Linked DNA regions of Homo sapiens: region 1 is linked to region 2. Evidence: read pairs that join two places in POLR2A ChIA-PET (ENCODE). Cell type or tissue: CD4-positive, alpha-beta T cell. All regions are shown on one strand. Links, peaks and the distances in the headings refer to the core of each region. The heading gives the core; the rest is flanking DNA. Region 1 has its middle 45 kb from the start of PTMA. Region 2 holds the start of MIR1244-1 (microRNA 1244-1).

What was found. ChIA-PET counts read pairs that join two places held together with the same protein. Peaks named below come from ENCODE experiments on the same cell type or tissue, not always from the same donor. Only the 100,000 strongest peaks of a DNase experiment are listed, where the experiment ranks them.
Region 1: POLR2A ChIA-PET joins it to region 2 with 19 read pairs; 32 of 35 experiments call an interaction of 5 or more read pairs at or near these places.

Annotation. Positions count from the first base shown.
Region 1 is chr2:231,657,877-231,669,079 of GRCh38, reverse strand. No RefSeq gene overlaps it. Among named protein-coding and RNA genes, the nearest start is that of PTMA, 45 kb to the left of the region's middle. RefSeq lists enhancers at 1,888-2,182, 2,234-2,453, 2,099-2,634, 2,784-2,843, 1,982-3,189 and 3 more and silencers at 1,944-2,003, 6,876-7,075. In CD4-positive, alpha-beta T cell, for the core only: no CTCF peak of the experiment used is centred there; DNase peaks (open chromatin) are centred at 2,509, 5,472, 6,659 and 7,039; H3K4me3 peaks cover 1,571 bases; H3K27ac peaks cover 1,040 bases.
Region 2 is chr2:231,708,893-231,720,095 of GRCh38, reverse strand. PTMA (prothymosin alpha) reads right to left here. Exons shown (of 5, transcript NM_002823.5): 2 at 8,677-8,748; 3 at 8,113-8,206; 4 at 7,580-7,653; 5 at 6,545-7,292. The coding sequence ends at 7,245. MIR1244-1 (microRNA 1244-1) reads right to left here and starts at 6,782; the gene lies at 6,698-6,782. It also overlaps the pseudogene LOC124906134. RefSeq lists enhancers at 3,743-4,037, 4,565-4,804, 4,366-4,895, 4,896-5,425, 5,435-5,594 and 4 more and silencers at 5,083-5,377, 8,943-8,992, 9,293-9,382, 9,423-9,832, 10,323-10,632 and 1 more. In CD4-positive, alpha-beta T cell, for the core only: CTCF peaks have their summits at 4,665 (motif pointing right), 5,908 and 6,107 (motif pointing right); DNase peaks (open chromatin) are centred at 2,685, 4,695, 6,105, 7,685 and 5 weaker places; H3K4me3 peaks cover 1,881 bases; H3K27ac peaks cover 3,467 bases.

The DNA of each region.
Region 1 (11,203 bases), core at 2,145-10,144, 52 kb after region 2:
GGATTGTGAAGTGTCTGATGCTTCTGAGTGTCCATTTCCCCATCTACCTTCTACAGATTCCTGAGACCTCCCCCAGTATGGAAAGAGAATCTTAAAACTGAAGAGTCTGTACACTGATGTATTAACCAGATTCTCTACTTCAGCTCTGGGATCCTAGTGTACCACAGAAGACTGGGTCTCGAACTGGGGGGCTTGAATCCTACCCATTCCCACTGAATCAGGATGGGGCAAGTTGGGCTGGGGCCAATGGGAGCTCTGAGGCAGGAGGTGACTTTCCCAGTGTCAGGTGGTAAGGGTAGTCGCTGGGAGGAAGGCACTTTAGAGATGCATGTCCCTTGACCAAGGGAGGAAGGCAATTTAGAGATGGATGTCCCTTGACTGAGGGACCAAGGACAGACCCCGGGGAGCCGAGCATCAAGGGGCTGTCGGAGAAAAGATGGGAGTCGCAGGGCCAGCTGGCAGCCAGGCCCAGCAGGCTCATCCCCTCAGCCCGGTGGGGGTGGTACTGGCGGTGCTGGCATGCCAAGGCCTCCTAGACCAGGGTTAACTTTCGGAGTCAGCCTCAACCTATATACTCCCTGAAATCAGACCAATTCAAGATGCACTGGAATGAGCACATTTCTTACTGGAGCCCCATTTAAAAAATATCCTGGCCAGGCACGGTGGCTCATGCCTGTAATCCCAACACTTTGGGAGGCCAAGGCAGGCAGATCACCTGAGGTCAGGAGTTCGAGACCAGCCCAGCCAACATGGTGAAACCCCATTTCTACTAAAAATACAAAAATGCCGGGCGCAGTGGCTCATCATGCCTGTAATCTCAGCACTTTGGGAGGCCGAGGCAGGCGGATCACCTGAAGTCAGGTGGTCGAGACCAGCCTGACCAACATGGAGAAACCCCATCTCTACTAAAAATACAAAATTAGCTGGGTGTGGTGGCACGTGCCTGTAATCCCAGCTACTTGGGAGGCTGAGGCAGGAGAATTGCTTGAACCTGGGAAGCGGAGGTTGCAGTGAGCCGAGATTGCACCGTTGCACTCCAGCCTGGGCAACAAGAGGGAAACTCTGTCTCAAAAAAAAAAAACAAACAACAACAAAAACAAAAATTAGCCAGGTGTGTCTCAAAAAACAAAACAAAACAAAAAAAATTCTCCAGGTATGGTGGCAGGTGCTTATAATCCCAGCTACTTGGGAAGCTGAGGCAGGACAATCGCTTGAACCCAGGAGGCAGAGGTTGCAGTGAGCCGAGATTGCTCCATTGCACTTCAGCCTGAGCGACAGAGTGAGACTCTGTCTCAAGAAAAAAAAAAAAAGCCATAAAACAACAATAAAATACATATCCCATGGGGAACACGCCCTGTCAGCCATTCAAATCTGCTTTAAAGGCTGTCACCTTGGAGAAATGACACTGGCCTGAGAAGCTAGGGCAGTTCGGGGGTCTGAGTAGACATCCCAGGGGATCAGGCCTGGGGTGTGCTAACCAGACTCTGGACAGCTGGGGTGCCCCCTGAGGTCAATGTCCTACACCCCGAGAGCAAGTGCAGGGACCATGCAGCCTTGCGTTGCTGTGGGAGGCAGCTATGCTGGGTCTGCCCAGTTTCTTTTTCTTTTCTCTTTCTTTCTTTTTTTTTTGAGATAGGGTCTTATTTTGTTGCCCAGGCTGGAGTGTAGTGGCGTGATCTCGGCTCTCTCCAGCCTTGAACTTCTAGGCTCAGGTGATTCTCCTGCCTCAGCATCCAGAGTAGCTGGGACCACAGGCGTGCACCGTCACACCTGGCTAATTTTTTTCTGTAGAGACGGGGTCTCACTGTGCTGGCCAGGTTGGTCTCAAACTCCTGGGCTCAAGCAATCTGCCCCCCTCGGCCTCCCAAAGTGCTGAGATTACAGGTGGGAGCCCTGGCGTTGTTGGCTGTTTTGCTTTCAGCGCTCACGGAGGGCTAGCACCTGCGGCAGGCTTGGGAACAGAGGGAGCCGCATTTCCAGAGACACAGCTCCTCCACTTCCCACCCCGGGCCGTCCCTCCCATGAGTCACCCTGTTATCCCCCCACAGCCAAATATAGCTCCCAAAGCCTGCCGGAAACAAAGGGAGTAGCGCCGTGCCTGGTGCTGAGTGGGGGGCGGTGCGGGAGGCGCACCCTGAGGCTAGGGGCCTGCCAGCCCACCCTTCACCCCTTCCTGTCCCGGGGCTGGGGTCTCTGCTGTACCTCTAATCTCACAGTTTCTCTTGCAAACACGGGGAATTTGGGGAAACATCCCGTACAGAAGCAGTGACCACTTCCTCCTAGGGGATTGTGGGCCACTCCAGGGGACAAAGAGCCAGGTGGGGGTCCGTTCCTCCACAAGATGAGGCCAAGATCCTGTTGGGCAGGGGCTCTGCTTCTGCGATCACCCAGGGTGTGTCCGGCCCTGGCCCTCCCCAGCAGCCTCTAGGGTGTCGCCCGGGCACTCAGAGCCACCACATAAGGAAATGTTTGTGCCTCGGGGGCTGGGCAGTGGCTCACACACGTCCTCCCTCCCTCTCTCCCCGCCCAGCCTGCCTCCCAGATGGCCTGGGCTGGGGCAGTTGGACCCAGGAGGAACCGCCCTGAGGCCAGGGGTGGGGAATCGGCCCAGCCTACAATTCACCTCAGGCCTCAGCTGAGGACAAGGCAGGGAGAGGGCCGGATGCCGGGCGTATGGGCCACACTTGGTGGTCCTCCTGCTGCGCCGCCTCAGGGGACTCCCTGCCTGGCTTTGCCTGTGCTGGCCGGAAATCATCTCCCCTTACTCCCCAGCAATGCAAGCTGCATGTGCAGCAGGAGGGAGGGTAGGACACATCGGAAACCACCGGGCTCGGCGATTGGGCTTTGAGATCTTGGAGCTACCACACCCAAGAGACTAGGAGCTGAGGGTGGCCGGGAGGAATCTACTCCCTGAAGAGCGCCCACCCACCCAGCCCAGTGTTTCCCCTGGGAGCCCAGGGCAGCCTTACTTCTCGGGGTTGTAACTAGGCCTCCTGACTACCCCCAGCCACCACTTACATGGGAAACATTTTATAACCTGCTTTCTGGCGGGCAAGGCCAGGCTCCCGTGGGCTGCCTTCCTTCTGAAGTTTTCCATTCAATTATTTACACGAGCCCACAGACCTCTGCAGGAAGTCGGCAGGCACAGGGTAGCATTTATTCTTCTGCTGTCTCATTTGTGGAGGGACCTCCCTTCTCTTGAATGTGGCTCCTTTGGAGGTCAGAGACTGAGGACGGTGGCATCATCTAGATCCCCGTTGTTTATTCTTGAGGCCAGAGCATTGCCCACCAGGTGTTTCCCAGGCACGGACCCCTTGCCCAGCGTGGCATTCAGAGGGGGCAGCTCCGGCCGCCTGCTCAGGAGTGGGGTGGGATGGGGAGCTGCCTCTGGAGCCTTGTGCTGAAGGAGAGGACCGTTGACGGAGAAGGACATCACCCAAGTCCTGGGGCCTTTGGGGAAAGTAGGAAACCTGCCTGTCCTACAGGAGAAGAGACCACCTCACCAACTTTGAAGGATGCAGGCCTTGTTTAGAGCAGATCTCAGAATTGGTGCCCTGCGGGCTCCAGGCCTTGGCCCTGCTGGTGGATGAAAGTGGCACAACCTGCCCTGAGGCCTGAGTGTCACGGGAACAACAGCTAGACGGCTAGACACTGGCCCCCTCACCCCACCTCCCAGGGTGGCACGGCTGTCCAGATATGGTGCTGAGGGAGGTCAGTGGGATAGCCCCACCATGGCCTCCCCCGCAGACTGCCCTGCACTGAGGACTGTCCCCATCCCCTTCTGAGGAGGGTCCCAACTGGTGTCCCAGAGTGCAGTCAACTCCCCGTTACTCCCAGAAGCAGGGGCTGGGGGCAATTCCCAGGCCTGGGAAAGAGGAAGGCAGTGCCTGGCAGGGCCACTCTCTTGGTGGGGAGAAGGGCCTGCCGCCATCCAATCCCCAGCTTCTCTGTTTTAATTCAAGATGCACGGGGCTGGGTGGGGAGGGTGAAGGCAGGTCCAGGTTCAGTGGAAAGAAGCTGTTTGTCTGCTTCTGGACCCTCATGTCCTGGGACTTGGGCCTGTATGTTCCTTAGAGGCAGGAACTGCTCCACAGCTCTATCTCTAGTCCAGACAGAGGCTTAACAGACCATGTGCTCAGAAAGTATCTTTTGGGTGACAGAAAAAAAGCCTTCATTTCCGTTTCAGATAAAACAGATCTGGTCTAGGCTGGGCGCGGTGGAACACGCCTGTAATCCTAGCACTTTGGGAGGCTGAAGCGGGAATATCATCTGAGGTCAGGAGTTTGAGACCAGCCTGGCCAAGAAAACCCCGTCTCTACTAAAAAGACAAAAAACTAGGCAGGCGTGGTAGCATGTGCCTGTAATCCCGAAATTGCACCTCTGCACTCCAGCCTGGGCAATAAAGCAAGACTCTCTCTCAAAACAAAAAAGTGTCTTCTGGGTGACTGAAAAAAAACCTTCATTTCAGATTAAAAAAAAAAAAATCTGGCCTAGGACGGGTGCATTGGCTAGTGCCTGTAATCCCAGCACTTTGGGAGGCTGAGGCGGGTGGTTCACTTGAGGCCAGGAGTTCGAGACCAGCCTGGCCAACATAGTGAAACCCCATTTCTACTAAAAATACAAAAATTAGCCAGGTGTGGTGATACATGCCTATAATCCCAGTTGCTCAGGAGGCTGAGGCATGAGAATCGCTTGAACCCAGGTGGTGGAGGTTGCAGTAAGCTGAGATCATATTACCTGCACTCCAGCCTGGGCAAGAGAACAAGACTCTGTCTCCAAAAAAAGGAAAAAGAAAAAAGATCTGGCCTACAGCAAAAAGGCTGTCCTGCAAAGTGTGCGAAGTGGCCCCTGCTCCCTGAGACATGTTCCAATGAGCTGGGGACAGACACATTGGGGACCTCGTGGAGAGGGATTCTCAAGGCAAACGCAGACACCTCCAGGGAGAGGTTTTCCGTGAGCATGACTGGAGAGTACCCGTAACCATAAACAGAGGACGGGCCGGGCGCGGTGGCTCACATCTGTAATCCCAAGCACTCTGGAAGGCCGAGGCGGGTGGATCACCTGAGGTCAGGAGTGCCTGAACCCAGCAGACAGAGGTTGCAGTGAGCCTACACGGTGCCAACTGCACTCCAGCCTGGGCGACAGAGACTCCGTCTCAAAAAAGAAAAAAAAAAAATCAGAGGGGACTAGGCTGCTGAGGGAGAGACAAGGAGGGCCTCACCAGGGGACCTCGGCAGTCACTCCAGCTCTGATGCTTGCCATCCCGCGTGTCTGGGACAGGTCCTCTGTGCCGTGGCGTCTCCCTCCATTTCCACCACCAGAGGTACTGTTCTTATGCAGACAACCTGCCCAGGCCTTTCATGGCAGTGCAGGGCTGGAGCCTGCAGTCCGAGTCCCTCTCCCGGAAAGAGGCCTGTGCTCCATACAGAAGCCACGAGGAGCAGTAGCCCGCGAAGGTGTCAACAGTGGGCACACGGGCTCTACCCCCAGGCCCCAGCTGCTTCTCCCCACTGCTCCCTAGGGAGGCCAGTCCATGCGAGCTCTCACTTCAGACGCCTGCCCAAGTCTTCTGCCCCCCGAGCCTCACCAACAGGTCCCTTCCCCACACACTCCTCTCCATGACCTGCCTCCTCTGCTTCCACCCACCATCCTCTCAAATGAGACTGAATGCCTCCCCAAACAGTCCTGGGCCCATTACCCTATTCCCTCTACCCCATGCCCTGGTCTCGGCTCACGGCTTCCTCCAGGCCGCTTCCCCTGTCATTGACAAGCCAAGCGCCTCCTTCACAGTGGTCTCAGGTTGTCCTAACTGCCTATTTCTAGGCGTTTCTCCCACTGGCTTCATGCTCTGCGTCACTATCACCGTGTGCGCCCAAGTGCAAAGTTGGGTCCAGGGCAGGAGCCAAAAAATCAGTGAAGAAAGAACGAAGGAAAGATTAAAAATTGCTTGGGGTGGTCGGCAGATTATGCTTTGCATGTAAACTGGGCAAGTGCAAATGAATCCAAAACAGGCCGGAAACAAGATCGTGTTCGCGGGCCACAGACAGCGGAGGCGGGGCTAGCACTCGAGGGTCCACGTACATCCCCGGGCCGCGCAAACAGCGGCTTCTGTGAACCACTACATTCCTGAATGCACGTGTCCGTGCACACCCGGACCTGTGCAAACACAAATGCGGACATTCTCGGGTCCAAGTACATCCTCGAGGTCGTGCACATACGAAAACATGGAAACCCGCGGGTTCGTGCATGCCAGAGTTTTGGTGTGCGTGCTAGGGAGTGTAAGCAAGGGTATGCGCACACTTCCGAGGTTGTGCACATACAGAAAGGCGCACGCCCCAGGGTTCTGCACACAGAAGGACGTGCACACCCCCGAGGTCAGCCGGCAGACCCTTCTTGAGGAGGTAGAGGCGCCTAATTCCCCCCATATTTGGGCAACGCTGCAAGCTCTAGGCGCCATCTTCGCTCCGCGGGCAGCGGAAGGACCTGCAGACAGCGAAGCCCTGGCGCTTGGGCATTTGTTGTGCCGGCTTCCGGGCGTCCATCACGCGGAAGCCGCGCCCCAGACGCGGGAGACGCGGCGGAGCACGAAATGGCGGGCGAGGGGCGGAGCGAAGGCGGCCCGGGGCGGAGCGGCCGAGAGCCTCGCCCACTCTTGACTCCAGGCTTGGCGCACCGCCTGAACCCTTGCGCAGGCGCACAGCACGGCGCGCGTTCCCGCGTTCCTTCCGACGCGCGCTAGAACACAAAGGGCTGGAGGGAAAGCACGGAGCGCTGCAAACTTGCGGAGCGGCTCGTGGTGTGGAGCGGCCTGGAGCGGACTCTCAAGGGCCGGAGCCGGGCTCGCCGGCACTGCGCTCGGGCGCAGGGTGGGGCGCGACACGGCACTGGTTCCCTTGCCCTCTCTCTCCGGCCGTGGCCGCCTCGCGGGCCGGGGTGGGCGCCCAGGGCGCAGGCGCCGGTGCGCGGGTGGGACCAGGAGCCTCCATTTTCCCTCGCACGCGCTAATGGCGCAGCTGGGCCCTCTTCCTCTGGCGGGGGTGAAAATTCCCCTCCGGGGAAGCCCGAGGCGCTCGCTCCCCAAACTCTTTCGTCGGTGCGCGTGCTTAAAGCGGGCGGATGAAGCGTTCTTGAAAGTGCCTACACCTTTTGAGATGTGATTCTGAGTTGTTCATAGAAAAAGAAAAGACATACCCTTCCGCAAATTCATCCCCATAGTTTGCAACTTTCTACTTCAAATTGGGGTTATGGATTTGGGGGAGGCAAAAATAAGTTTAAAAATTTCCATTAAAGAGATGTTCCTGTAAAACAATGATCAAGAAAATGTTTAAAAGCAAACCTTAGCCATAAAACTAATACAAGTTCTTGGTAGAAGTTTGTTTTTGAGACGGAGTTTCGCTGTCGTTGCCCAGGCTGGAGTTCAGTGGCGCGATCTCAGCTCACTGCAACTTCCGCCTCCCGCTTTCAAGCAATTCTGCGTCAGTCTCCCTATGAGCTGGGACTACAGGCGCCCACCACCACGCCCAGTTAATTTTTGTATTTTTAGTAGAGAAGGGGTTTCACCATGTTGGCCAGGATGGTCTCGATATATTGACCTCGTGATCTGCCCGCCTCAGCCTCCAAAAGTGCTGAGATTACAGGTGTGAGCCACCGCGCCCGGCCAGTAGAAATTTTTGAAAGAAAGAATGGTAGTGTTCACCTTCCGTTTGCAGTATGCCAGGCCCTGTTTTAAGTGCATTAACTTTCATAACCAGGTCCACGTGGAAGAACTGACACACAGAGATAAGTACAGAAGTACTTAAAGGACGCGAAAGGACGAATAGTCTTTTCCACCTTCCAGTACAGCCACTGTCTGATTCAGTGGCATGGTTCCTGCCAGCGCTCTTCCGTGCATTAGGAAGTTTGGTTCATGGTTTACATACATACTGGAGCAGTTTTTGCTTCTCTGGCAGAGCTGTGGTTGGGCAAATAGAAAAAAACTCAGCAGGCTCAGAGGAGCCGGTCAACTGCCAGTTTCTCACGGTCTCTGGGGAGAGCTAGGTCCCGGCCAGTTGAGAGACCACGTTCAAAGGTTAGAATGTTAGTTATCTGGTGACTTGGGATCCAGAATGCACATAACTCTTGTGATCAGGTCATGGGGTTGGAAGGAAAAGTATCCGTATTCCTCCCTCCCTTTATTTTTTCCTACAGGGTCTCAGTAGTCAGTAGCACATTCGCAGGTCACAATTACCTTTCAAGTTTCCGCAGCTCATTTGAGGATTATGAGGAACGGCATTTTTGCAGGTCAGAATGGGGTCAAAGTAGAAGGCAGAGGGCAGGGATCATTCGTCATTGATACCTGAAGCAGCTGAGATTTTAAGGTTATTAGCCTTGCCCAAATTCATAAACTAATAGCGGAGCAGAGATCCTTCATCCAAGTTGAGGTGTCTGACTTGCAACCTCAGTTTCCAAGTCCTTAAGGTCTATATGATCTTTTAATTGTGTCCATCCTTATTTCTCTTTTTAAAACTTTAACAAGGTGGCCGGGTGCAGTGGCTCACGACTGTTATCCCAATACTTTGGGAGACCGAGATGGGTGGATCACTTGAGGTCAAGAGTTCGAGACCACTCTGGCCAACATGGTGAAACCCCATCTCTACTAAAAAAATACAAAAAATTAGTGGGCATGGTGGTGCGCCGCCTGTAATCCCAGCTACTCTCAGGAGAGGCTGAGGCAGGAGAATGGCTTGAACGTGGGAGGCGGAGGTTGCAGTGAGCCAAGATCGCACCACTGCATTCCAGTCTGGGCGACAGAGTGAGACTCCATCTCAACAAACAAACAAAAAACTTTAACAAGGCAGAGTGGTATGTTGGCTCTATGCCTGTAATCCCAGTACTTTGGGAGGCCAAGGCAGGTGGATCACTTGAGGCCAGGAGTTCAGACCAGCCTGGAAAACATGACAAAACCCCATCTCTACTAAAAATACAAAAATTTGCCTGGTGTGGTGGCGTGTGCCTGTAATCCCAGCTACTCAGGAGGCTGAGGCAGGAGAATCACTTGAATCTGGAGATTGCACCAGTGCACCCCATCCTGGGTAACAGAGTGAGACCTTGTCTCAAAAACAAAAAAACAAAAAAACTTTAACAAGGTGGGGACTCCAACACTCAGCAATACTGATAAGTGGTAGGTCCTTGTCTTGCTTGGTGAGAGACTCAATCTTAACAGGTCCCTGACTCCTATTAATAAGACTTCATGAGGCCGGGCGCAGTGGCTCACACCCAGCACTTTGGGAGGCTGAGGTGGGTGGATCACCTGAGATCAGAAGTTTGAGACCAGCCTGGCCAACACAGTGAAACCCCGTCTCCACCAAAAATACAAAAAATTAGCTAGGCGTGGTGGCGGGCGCCTATAATCCCAGTACTCGGGAGGCTGAGGCAGGAGAATTGCTTGAACCCAGGAGGCGGAGGTTGCAGTGAGCTGAGATCCCACCATTGCACTCCAGGCTGGCGATAGAGCGAGACTCCGTCTCAAAAAAAAAAAAAAGAAAAAGAAAAATGTATAATTCAGCCGTTTTCACTGTATTTATAAAGCTGAAAAACCATCATCACTAATTCCAGAACATTTTCATTACCCCAAAGCAAAACCCGTATTCATTAGTAGTCACTCTTCATCTGCCCGCCTCCCTCCCAGCTCTTGGCAACCACTAATCTCCTTTTGTCTCTATGGAGTTTTCTATTCTGGACATTTCATATACATGGAATCATTCAATATGTGGTCTTTGTGTCTGGCGTCTTTCACTTAGCGTAATTTTTAAAGTTCATCCATGTTGTAGCATGTATCATTCCTTTTTATAGCTGACTAATATTCCACTGTATGGATATGCTTCAAAAGACTCTAGAGAGGAGGTATTTCTATGTGTGATGTGAATGAGTGATTTGGTGTCTGGCCTTGGTGTGAGAAGCAGTGTGCTCTGTATGGCATTGGAGTTGGACTGCCTAAGCTCTCCCCCTTGCTGGCTGTGTGACCTGAGCAAATCACTTTCGTTTCTTTTCTTTTTTTTTTTTTTTGAGATGGAGTCTCGCTCTGTTGCCCAGGCTGAAGTGCAGTGGTGCAATCTCAGCTCACTGCAAGCTCTGCCTCCCCAGTTCACACCATTCTCCTGCCTCAGCCTCCCAAGTAGCTGGGACTACAGGCGCTCTCCACCACGCCTGGCTAATTTTTGTATTTTTTAGTAGAGATGGAGTTTCACTTTGTTAGCCAGGATAGTCTCAATCTCCTGACCTGGTGATCTGCCTGCCTCGGCCTCCCAAAGAGCTGGGATAAAAGTGGAGTGTAGTGGCTCACTGCAGCATCAACCTCCCGGGCTCAAGTGATCTTCTGAGTAGCTGGGACTACGCACCACCATGCCCGGTGAGTTTTTTTATTTTTTGTAGATACTGGTTTTCACCATGTTGCCCAAGCTGGTCTTGAACTCCTGAGCTCAAGTGATCTGCCCGCCCCGTCCTCCCAAAGTGCTGGGATTACAGGCGTGAGCCACTGTGCCTGGCACATTTTAAAAATGTATGTAAATTTTCAACATACAAAAAAGTAGAAGAGTATGATTCCCCATGTACCTTCAGCATTTATTCCCTCTTTTTTTTTTTTTGAGACGGAGTCTCTGTCCCCCAGGCTGGAGTGCAATGGTGTGATCCCGGCTCACTGCAACCTCCGCCTCCCAGGTTCAAGCGATTCTCCTGCCTCAGCCTCCTGAGTAGCTGGGATTGTAGGTGCCTGCCACCATGCCAGGCTAATTTTTGGATTTTTAGTAGAGACGGGATTTCACTATGTTGGCCAGGCTGGTCTCAAACTCCTGACCTCACGTGATCTGCCCGCCTCGGCCTCCCAAAGTGCTGGGATTACTGGTGTGAGCCACCGCGCCCAGCCTTTATTCCCATTTTTCAATTCTTGACAGACGGCTTTTGTCCCACAGCCATATAGGGGAGGCACACCCAATAGGTAGAAACCATCTTGCAAGGACCTGGGGAAACTGGTTTTGTGGGCAGGTTGAGAAATGTGGGCTTGACGAGGCAGCAGAGGCACTCACTGAGGGCTCTTTGCCCCTTTCTTCCACTGAGATCACATACTCTGGGGACTTTGCACCTGTAGCATGATGATGTCCCCAGACCCTGCCCATCTTGCCTGTAGTGACAGCAGTATCCATCAGGAGCAAGCCAAGGGGTGGGCCAG
Region 2 (11,203 bases), core at 1,259-9,258:
TAGACACAATTCTGTATCAACTTTTTTTCTCTTGACATTTTAAAACAGGCTCTTCTCTACATTATTCAAAACTACTTGTAGTTCTGGAGGGAAGGGCACATGCTTCACATTAACAGTTAACAGAGGGCTACTGGACCAGACAAGGGGTTGAGCGGGGGTCTCACTGTATTCCTCACATAGTATTTTTGTCTAGCGTGAAGGTCATGCAGTGGGCCTGGAATGCTTTTATAAATTTAAAAACAATTTTGAAAATTTCTCGTAAACATTGTGATATCTACCAAGTGGTTATACTGTAAGTGACTTGCCTGCTTCCTGATGATCGAGCATTTGGCTTGTCTCTAATTTTTTACTCTTATCAATCAATAATGTCAGGCCAGGCACAGTGGCTCACACCTGTAATCCCAGCTACTCTGGAGGCTGAGGGGGGAGGATGGCTGAGCCCAAGAGGTCAAGGCTACAGTGGGCCCAGATCATGCCACTGCACTCCAGCCTGGCAACAGAGCCAGACCCTATCTCAATAAAATAATAATAATAATAATAATAATAATAATAATAATGCTGTTATGGACACCTTCAGGTCTAGTGCCTCCCTCAGCAGTTCTTTTTTTTTTTTTTTTTTTTTGAGACGGAGTCTACTCTGTCTCCCAGGCTGAAGTGCAGTGGCCCAATCTCGGTTCACTGCAACCTCCACCTCCCAGATTCAAGCGATTCTCCTGCCTCAGCCTCCAGAGTAGCTGAGATTACAGGCGCGCGCCATGCCCAGCTAATGTTTGTATTTTTAGTAGAGATGGGGTTTCACCATGTTGGCCAGGCTGGTCTTGAACTCCTGACCTCAAGTGATCTGCCCGCTTCAGCCTCCCAAAGTGCTGGGATTACAGGCGTGAGCCACCTTGCCCGGCCTTTCCTCAGCAGATTTCCTGGCAGTGGAACTTCTAGGTCAAAAGTATGTGCGCATATTTTTTGGATCTTGATATACAGGATCAAAATGTTTTCCAGAAAGGTTTATGCCAGTTTCCACGTTTTACTGTCCCCCCACCTAGAAATGCCAGTTACCTCCTCAGCCAAGGGCATGCCTGTCTCCCGTGCTGGGCTGACACTGACACGGAGCGCTGTCAGCACAGGGCCCAGGCTGCCTGCAGCCATAGGAGGATGAGGCCCATGTGGGGTTCCAAGAGCCAGACTGTGGAACAAATTCTCAAAGGAATCCTTCTCCATCATCTGCTTAGTTCAGCAAACATTTCCCGAGCCCTGGTGAGGGTCCTTGTGCAAGATCAGCTTTTACTGGACACTAATGTCCTTCAATATATTAATAGCGCTCTGTGAAAAAATCCAGGTCAAATAAATTGAGAGCGAACTGCATGCTAAACTTTCCTCTCGGAAACTCAGTACCCTTTGTATATTAGAATTCCCTGGGCACTGCCCAGTGCCCAGTGAGTTCTACAGAAAGAGAACCTTTCTCTTTTGTTTTTTTGTTTTGTTTTGTTTTAAGACAGAGTTTTGCTTTATCACCCAGGCCAGAATGCAGTGGTGCAGTGGTTCACTGCAGCTTCGACCTGCCAAGCTCAAGCTATCCTCCCACCTCAGCTTTCCATGTAGCTGGGACTATAGGTGCGTGCACCACCACTCCTGACTAATTTTTAATTTTTTGTAGAGACAGGGTTTCACTGTGTTTTCCAGGCTGGGGCTGGTCTCAAACTCTATATCTCAAGTGATCCTCCCACCTCAGCCTCCCAAAGTGCTGGGATTACAGGCACGAGCCACAATGTCCTGCCAGAAAACCCTTTTAGCATTGCTTAACCTAGCGTTTCTCCAGATGGGATGGAGTCACCTCCCCTTTCTCAGGTACACCTTGGGGCAGAGAGACAACTGGGAGGTTCCAGGCTGCATGAAGACGGGATCTCACACCTTATCCAGAAGCCTCCCAGGGCCATCGAGTCACTTCAATGAGTGTGTCTGCCTGTAAGGCCCGATGGGAGCACTGGGAGGTCAGCGGGCCAGAGATCACTGTGGGCTGGAGAAGAGGGGATTAGAAGCTTCACACAGAGGACGCCAGGTGGGCAGCTCAGATGACTCGAGCCATCCCCCCACCTGGCTGGAATGGTTCAGGCAGGACTCAGATCCTGCTGAGAGACTGACCATGAGATCACAGCCTCTTCTGAGGCTGACTCACCTCTCTGTATTCCTCCCAATCTGGAAACCACACCAGAAAAGGCATCCCCACACCTCTGTCCCCCACCAGCAAGCTGTCTTTGTTCATGGAGGCCTAGTTGGCCCTGGAGACTGAAGCCTGAAGCCCTGCATTCTCCCTGTTTATTAGTTGGGAGTCTTTCAGTTACGGATGACAGAAAACCCATCCTGAACTAGCCTAAACCGGGAGGAAATTTACTGGCTTGTGTAACTGAATACTCCGCGTGGCTGGACTGAAGCACTCAAGCAATGTCATCAGAATTGAGGTTCCTCTGCCTCTTGGCTCAGTTCTGCTTCTCACTGAGTAGTCTGCAGCCTCATCTTCTCAGCCTCTTAAGTTCAAATCCCTGAGGGACAAAACCAAATGTTTCTTCCCTTTCCGGCAACCCCCGCAAAAAAAAAAAAAAAAAAAAAAAAAATCCCAGAACTCCTTCTGATTGGATGACTTAGGTCATGTGCCAACTGTGAACCAACCAATGCAGCCAGGGCACCTCAGGCCACTGATTGGCCAGGACCAAGTCACATGTTCTGCCTTGGGGCTTGTCTGAGTGTGGGAGGGGGGAAGTTCAGAAGGAAAGCTATGGCCTGGTGGCTCACGCCTGTAATCCCAGCTACTCGGGAGGCTGAAGCAGGTGAATGGCTTGAACCCCGGAGGCGGAGGTTGCAGTGAGCCGAGATCACGCCACTGCCCTCCAGCCCGGGCGACAGAGCTAGACTCTGTCTAAAAGAAAAAAAAGCTGGACATTGCTTCAGGGCATTACTGCCAAGAAAAGGGTGAAGGAATGGCTGCTGGTGGCAAAAACAATAGATGTCCCCTGGGACCTTATGGAATCCACCAGCAGCTCCTTTCAGTAAGGGATCTGCTCCCTGCCCAGAGTCTCACAGTGGGGTCCCCACATGGGTGCATGTAAAATGAGGTTGCTTCAAGTGACCACCTGGTACTTCTTGTTGCTGTGGGTGACAGCCTTGACAGAGAGCCCATGGAGGCATACCATCGATCCTTGGCTATGCTCAGGACTTCATGGAATCCACATCAGTCACTGGCTGCTAGGCCTTCTCTGCAAACAATGCATGTGTCATTCACCCAGTATATAAATAGGGTCAGTGTGCCGGACGGCCTTAAAATGTTTCAGCCATGTTTCCTAATCTGTGCTTCCTCCACCTCTCTGAGCTCAGGCCAGACCCATGAGCGTAGGCTGAGGTATCCCGAGAGGAACAGCTCAGAGCACAGCTCTGCCCCATTCCCTGGCTGGTTCTGCCCATGCCTCCATGGGCCTGGGGTACAGGGAGGACAAGCAGCGACACAGCAAAACTGAGCACACTTGCATCAAGGAGATGGGCTGCTGAGCAGACAGGTTGGGCATAGCGGGGGGCCAGGCCTGTGAGGCCCAGCCAGACTGAAGCAGGCCCCAAATAACACGGGGCCCAGGGATTCCACCCTCATGAAGCAGCTCCCACCAGGAGGGGACCACGCAGCAGCCAGCGCCCTGAGGCAGGCAGGGCTGGCCTGTATCTAGGACACAGGCATCCAACCCGCAGGCTTGGTAGAGGCAGGGTAGGCAGCAGGGCCCTGGAGGGACTGAGATCTGGGAGGAGTTAGGAAGGGCCAGAGGCTGAGGATCCTGACCCCAGGGCTTGTGATAGCAGTAGAGGAGAAGCAGTACTGATTCCTGGGGCTGTGTAGCCAACAGCCAAGATAAAGCCAGGAAGTAGAGCTGGGAGCCCCTGACTCCCCGCCCCCCATTCTAGTGACTGAGTCATTCTAGTCATTCTAGTGAACACCCCCCATTCAAACTCTCCTAGTTTGTACTCAGGGCAGCAGTCCCAGTGAGGGTGTGTGGAGTCCAGTGAAGGAGTGTGGAGTCCAGTGAGGGAGCGTGGAGTCCAGTGAGGGTCTGTAGAGTCCAGTGAGAATGTGTGGAGTCCACTGAGGATGTGTGGAGTCCAGTGAAGATGTGTGGAGTCCAGTGAGTAAGGGTGCGTGGAGTCCAGTGAGGGTGCGTGGAGTCCAGTGAGTGAGGGTGCGTGGAGTCCAGTGAGTGAGGGAGCAGGGAGTCCAGTGAGAGAGTGTGGAGTCTGCTGAGGCAGTATGGAGTCCAGTGAGTGAGGGTGCATGGAGTCCAGTGAGGGTGCATGGAGTCCAGTGAGGGTGCATGGAGTCCAGTGAGGGTGCGTGGAGTCCAGTGAGGGTGTGTGTGGCCACAGGGAAGCCCAAGACCGTGGAAGAGTGGACCCCTGCTTCCAGCTTTGGTTCCACGTAAAGGACTCAGTCCTTGGGAGAGGGCATCAGTTGCCCAGAAGGAAGGTCTGGGAAATGACCACTGACTGTCACATCTGACTGGGGTTCCAGCAACAGAGAGGGAGAAAGGTCTTGTTGCGGGAGTCAGGTGGAGGGTGACTGGCGTTGCCTACCTTGGGACCAGGGCCCACTGAAGGGTCTTTCCTGGACAGAATTCAGCGGCACGCTTTACAGTTCCTCTGTGTCCACCAGGGGGCGCCCATTCCTTGATAATCTTTTAACCTGGGCTCCAGTGGGAGGTCATTCGGGGACTTTGGGAGTGGTATCAAGGTGACTCTGGGCCCTGAGGTATATCCTCAGGCAGTGGTTAATTGTGTGCTAGGCTCAGGACTAGGGGTAAGTGTGTTCTGCTAGAACCAGCAAATGCTGTTCCAGGCCAAACCTTTGGTGGGATGAGGCAGCTCAGACAGCAGAGGCAGTAAGCTCTGCTGATATGGGTGTCTCAGGGGGACCCTAGCAAGGCAGCCCTGGGCCCTGGCTCATGCCTCATCCTATTGTTCCCATTTTGCAGAGGAGGGGATTGAAGCCCACAAGGTTCAGTTACTTGCCTCATGCTAACATGCCTGCCGTGTCTGTGTGCGGACCAGGGCACAGCTTCTCCCCTTTCAGGGGCCTTGCGGTAGTGGTCCCGAGCAGGACTGCAGCCTGAGGGAGCTGGGTTAGATCTGCTCTCAGCTCCAAGCGCTACCTGCCCTGTGTGGCCTTCCTTCACGGCCTTCGCCTGCACTCCTGCCTTAGAGACACCCTCCTGGGCGCCGAGCTTGGGAACACTGCAGTACTGAGTCGCCTTGGGCGGCAGAACAGAGAGGAGCCAGCGTTTTGGCTCCAGACCCTCCCTTTCTTCCCTGGATGAGCCAGGATGCAGATACCCAGGCTGTGCAGGGGGTGTGGGGTAGATACAGGTCAGAGGGTCCCTCCTACCAAGGCCTCAACCTGCCCCCGATCCTGGTGGCAGCTGCCTGGGGACATGCTGAACAAGCGGCCTGAGCAGCCCCATGAGAGTGACTAAGCTCCAGCCAGAGAAGGGAAAGGTCCCCCCAGAACTCTGGTGCCTGGTGTGAAACACAAAGGTCGGGGGGGCATGGAATGGGGTGGACACGGTGTCAAGGGGCAGGTAGAGGGAACTGGTCTCTCTTGCTCTCTTCAATGCACACATTTCCCTCCTTCCCAGCATCTCCCCTTAACCCAGGCCAGGCCTCTGCAGACACTTCAGTCTGCTCCTGGGAGTTTTCCTGCAGATACCACTGGATGGCTTCCTCAGGTCCTACCTGGGCAACAGGCCCACTAGCAGTGCCTATACCGGCCCCTGCCCCTGCAGCTCTCATTGGAGGATCCCAGAAGGTTCTAGGTGAGCTCTAATCCTTACCTCCACCTCTGAGGGCACGAGCTGGTGGCACTTCCTCCAGTTGGCTATCCTGACCCACTGCTCACAGCCCGTGTATGAATATCCAAACGGCACAGTAACTTCTCCAACTGTGTTCAAGGGGCAGGGTGGGCCTGCCCAACTAACCTAAGGGACCTGGAGACCAAAGGTTGGATGACTGCCAGGCTGCACCAGTGCCAAACCAAAACCCCGGCATTCTAAGAGGCCGGGGGGTACCACGTGCCACCAGCAGGGGGAGCCACGTCATGGAGCTAAACCTGTGAGGCCTGCAGAGGCAGCCACCACTTGGACGCTCATCCTGGGAGGCTTGGCAAGTTCCCTCTTGGCCTATACCACCAGCACCCTGCGCTCCACATAATGGCAGTCCCGTGTGGCCCGTTTCCAGTGTCTAGGACTGCAAACCCCCACCCCCAGGGCACCAGGGTCCCCATGTGGCACCCAGTGATGAAGTCCTCCTCCCCAGTTAAGGCTTCTTGGGGCAATCACTGACTGCCCCAGTGAGCAGCCCCCCCAGCCAACTGCAGCTCAGTCCCTGCCCACCCACCAGACTCTGCTGCCCATCACAGGACACATCCAACTGCCTCCCAAAATGTCAACCCACTGTCCCCAGGATCCTCCCCCTCCTATCCTTGTGCCCTGGAAGGTCTGAAGAAACTGAAACAGAAAAACCAGGCTTGAGACAGCTTTGTTAGAACAACTCAGCAAAATAAAATTCCTGTTTATTGTTGGACAACATTGTTTCACACATACATCAAACAGGCCAAAAAAAATAAACAGCAACTTCATAGACAAAAAAGGAAAAAAAAAGAAACCTTTTATCTTTGGCCTTTTTAACCATCTCATACAAACCAACTACTTATAGTACAGCTAAGTACATACACAAAAAAGTTACTGGAATGCTCGGAATAAGATTGTTTTTCTGTTGTCATTTTTGCTTTTTTTACAAGGTTTTTTTTCTCCTTTGAGATTATAATGAACATGGTCACACCACAAGTAAAGTCAGAAGTAGGACAGAGAACGCTCCGAAGGCTGGTTTGGTCATCCGAGATCATTAAAAATGGCTGACCCTAACAATATGTACAAAAATATAAAATGTAAATAAAAAATACAAACAAATTTCCTTTTTAAAGTACTTTTAAGAAAAAAAGCAGGGCCTTGGAAGTTTTGGTTCTTTTTTCCTCCCCTGTTGCAAATTCTCATGGTTTGGGTTGGGTGGTGGAGAGCGCGTGTCATCTGCGGGTGGCACTGCCCACGGTGGGCGGGCGGGCCTCTCTACTCGAAGGTGACCACGTTTAGATTCTGAGACGGGAAGTGGAGGGTGAATAGGTCACGGCGGCCTTTTTTTTTTTAGTTTAACTTTTCCTTTTTTGCTGTCTAGTCATCCTCGTCGGTCTTCTGCTTCTTGGTATCGACATCGTCATCCTAAGCAGAGAAAGACTGTCAAAGGCCCCTCCAACCCCAGGAGCCCTATCCAGCCCACTGCCTCAGCTCCTGCTGGCAGAGCAAGAACCAGGGACCCCCAGCTCCACAGCCCAAGGCCTCTGGGAAGTTGAGCCCAGCCCTGTTTCCTTCCTGTTCTTAAGATTCAGGACCACACAGTGGCCACCTACAAAGTCAGAAACAGTCCCTCCGCAGCTTGAGCACCTCAGCTAAAGGCAGGTGGGGAGACCCAGATGCCAAACCCCCCTTCTTCTCAAGCCAGAACCCACCTCATCATCTTCAGCTGCCCGCTTGCCCGTAGCTGACTCAGCTTCCTCATCTTCATCTCCATCCTCTTCCTCACCTGGAGAGAATCAAAGGCCAGGTAAACCACACTTCCCTCCTACTGTGGCTCCTGGGGAAATCCCGAGGAACATGTAGTGGACTGCAAGGTCCCTGCCCTGCCTCTACTGCCTGCAACTGGGCCCAATCAGGGCACCCACGCCCACTACACAGGTGGGACTCTCCAGAGGAGAGAGGCCCAAGCAGCTGCACCCCAAAAGGCCAGCCCAATAGATCAGTGGCTTTCAGAGCTGCACGAAAGAAACTTTCAGGTGTGCGAGTGAGTGTGAGTGGGCATGGGCACAACTCCATGTCAGGGAGACCTTCCCTGACTCTACAGGTGGGTGCCCAGGGCCATGTGGTCCACTGGCCCCAAGTACCATTGTCCCACTCCCAGGAGCCCCAATTCCTTCCTTCCCCTTCTGCCAGACAAGGCCAGGAAAAAGTACCTGAAAAGGGGAAGATAGACAAGGCTACTCACCATCACCTTCTTCTTCCTCCTCCTCTTCCTCCCCACCTTCTTCCTCTTCTTCGTCTACCTCATTGTCAGCCTCCTGCTCCCCATTTTCCTCATTCTCCTCGACAGAAAACAGGCCATGTCATTACCAGCTGGCCCCAGGCTGGACAGAGCGTTGCTCCTGATGCCCGGCCTCCCACCAGAGGCTGGCGGCTGCATCTACAGCCCAGCCAAGCCAAGCCCACCCCAGAGACCCTTCTCCAGTCAACACCCTCCAGGCTCCATCATGAAACCTGCACATTAACTGCCCCAGGACAAGGGCTTTTCCCCACCCTGGGCCAAGCCCAAACTCAGACTACCGGAGTCTCCTCTGAACCTATTCTTGTTCAGGCGCTGCTCGAAAGGTTTTTATAAATATTTAACTAGCAATAATCGCGCCTCGGGTAAAGCTCATTGGCTACGATACTGCCACTGTGCAAAGCTATACATATACACATACACACACATATATAGGTATGTTTAAAGTAGAACAGGAAAAATTTTGTGGGGCGGTAGCTGCCAGGGCTCAGGAGCAAAGCAGACACTCACAGCATTCCCGTTAGCAGGGGCGTCTCTTCCATTTTCTGCCTCTTCCACAACTTCCTTCTTCTCCTTTAAGTCCTTCAAAAGGGAAGAAGGAACCAGTAACCAGTAAGTCTTCTGAGCAACCCAGGGTAAGCAAAGGCGCTGAGAACTACTGGTCTGTACGGCTGTTCTGTCCGTCCCAAATTAAGAGTCGCATGTTGAGAAAGGCCTGATGCCCCTGCGGTCCCTCTCCCACTGGTCTGGTGGAAGGAAGGCCGGCGGGGGGCATCTGTGATCAAGGTTTCCCATCCTTTAAGGCCCGCTACAGCGGCCCCGGTGGCGGTTCCCACTGCCCCCTGGCGCTTCCCAGGAAAAAGGAGCCATGTGGCGCCACAGCCCCCAGCCCGTCCGGCCGGGTGGACGAGCCCCGGACACTCACGCCCATCAGCCTGCTTCCAAGTGCAAAGAGCCCGCCCCTCGAGCCGTCTAGAAAGGCGGCAGGTTATGTTCCAAAAATAAATAAGGCAAAGAGAGAGGGGCCTGCGCTCGGGGAGAGCCCCACAGGCGCGCCAGCCTGGAAGGCCCGCGAGGCCGCACCGCCCCGGCCAGGACAGGTATCTAAAAAAGCCAAAGCACACCGACCCCCCAAATCCGACCGCTGTTCCTAGAGGCCGCAAACCGCTGCTTGGCGGTGCCCCAGGCCGGGGCCTGCCGCCGGAGCCACCAACTCCCGGCCTCCCCGCGGCGGCTAGGGATCCCGACAGCACCTCGGGGGTGGGACTCCGCCCGGGATCCAAAAGGCAGCGCGGCCCCGGGCGCCCGGTAACTTTTTCCACACGACACGGCCACCAATACCAACAGAGGTCCGGCGTCCGGGCCTGCGGGAACCCCTCGGCCGCTGTCCGGCGAGCGGCTCCGGGCCACCTGTCGGCCCTCTCAGTCCGGCCCGCCCCGCTCCGCTCCGCGGACCCCGGCTCCGCCCGCTCTCGCCCCCTGGCGGCCGAAGCCCCGGGGAGCAGTGGGGGCAGGGAGGTCGCGGCGCGCAGGCGCGCATCCCCCGCCCGGCGGGCTTTGCGCGCGGGCCTCGGCACGCACCGCGCGCAGGGAGCACGTGGCCCGGGGCCGCCGAGTGCGTCCCTTGCCTTGGAGACTCCCGGCCGGCAGGCAGAGCTTGCAGTGGCACGCGCGCGGGTCGCGCGTCGGTCGGCCGGGCTCTCGACTCGACGCCCCACTGCCGCCACCCCGGCAGGCCCGAATGTCTGCATTCGGCGGGCCAAGTCCCACGGGAGGTCGCCCCAAAGTCCACCGGGCTGCGTAGGTCCGAGACTGTCGGGGATGCGCCTCTCGGGCTACTACTCATCGCCCTCGCGGGAAGTCACCTTTTGGTGCTTCGGAGAAAATCGAACAGCCAGGCCCCGCACTGGGGACGGTGTTCTCACCCCACAAACTCATTCCCGGACTGAGTCCAGAAGGGGTCACTGAGAGCCCCTGTGGAGATCCGGGCCCCGAGCTCCGCTCTGCCAAGAAGTCGCCCCTGGGAGAGTCAGAGATGACGCCAGGGACACAAGGGTTAAGGAGACGCCAAGGTGACTCGCGCCAATCCCTGCAGGGGCACGACGGGCGCGGACGAGGGCCGAAATATTAAGAAAGAGCCAGTCAGTCTGAGAGCGCCCCGCTCCCGCCAAGGGCGGAGACGCTACCCAGGGCGGGCAGTGGGACCGAGGCGGCGCCGACAACAGGAGCGGAGCCGCACCAGCCGCGCAGGACCTCATAGCCGAGGGCAGTGAACCCGCCACGGGGCCCGGGCGCCCCCCCAGTTCGACCCTACCATTGGCCTGTCGCGGCCGCCGTGTTGGCCCGCGTCGCCCCGAGCTGCGGCGCACACGGTGCTCCCGGGCAGCCGCGGGGGGCGCCCATCGTCGCCCCAGCGCCGCGCTTCACTTTCTCTTTCCTCCCTGCGGCGCGTGGGCTCTCGCCTCCTCAGCCAAGCCCGGCACCGCGGGTGCATGACTGAAGCTGGGCGGCCGCTCCCGGCGCACTCACCTCGAAGGGCGCCCACCCCCGCCTCCCAGAGCGCCCAAAGCGGATAAGCCCGTCACACCTCCGCCGGGACGGCCGACGTCGCGGCCAGCCAGCCCGTCGCCCCATCCGCCTTATCGGGACTTAGTCTAGACAAACCACCTCAGGTCCGCTGCAGGGCGCGAAACCGCCGGCCTGGCGCCGAACAAAGAGCAGCGCGGCCGGCGGGCGCTCGCCGCCACTTCCCGCGGCCGGCCCGCGCCCCAACACGCGCCCCCCAGCACTTCCGATTCCCAACGCGCTTGAGTTTCAAAGTTATTTCCGTGCGCCCGGCGGGCCGACGACCCCCAGCCAGGCTCTTCTCCTCCCGCCGCCACTCATACCGGCCACAGACGAGTTTCGAGGGCCGTGAGCCGGCCTCCGCGCCTAGCCCTCGGCCCCCGAGGGCGCCCGGCCCACTCCCCGACGGGCATCACGTCTGCCCGCGGCGGTTCCCGCCCCCTCCCCCGCACCACACAAAGAGTGGGCTGCC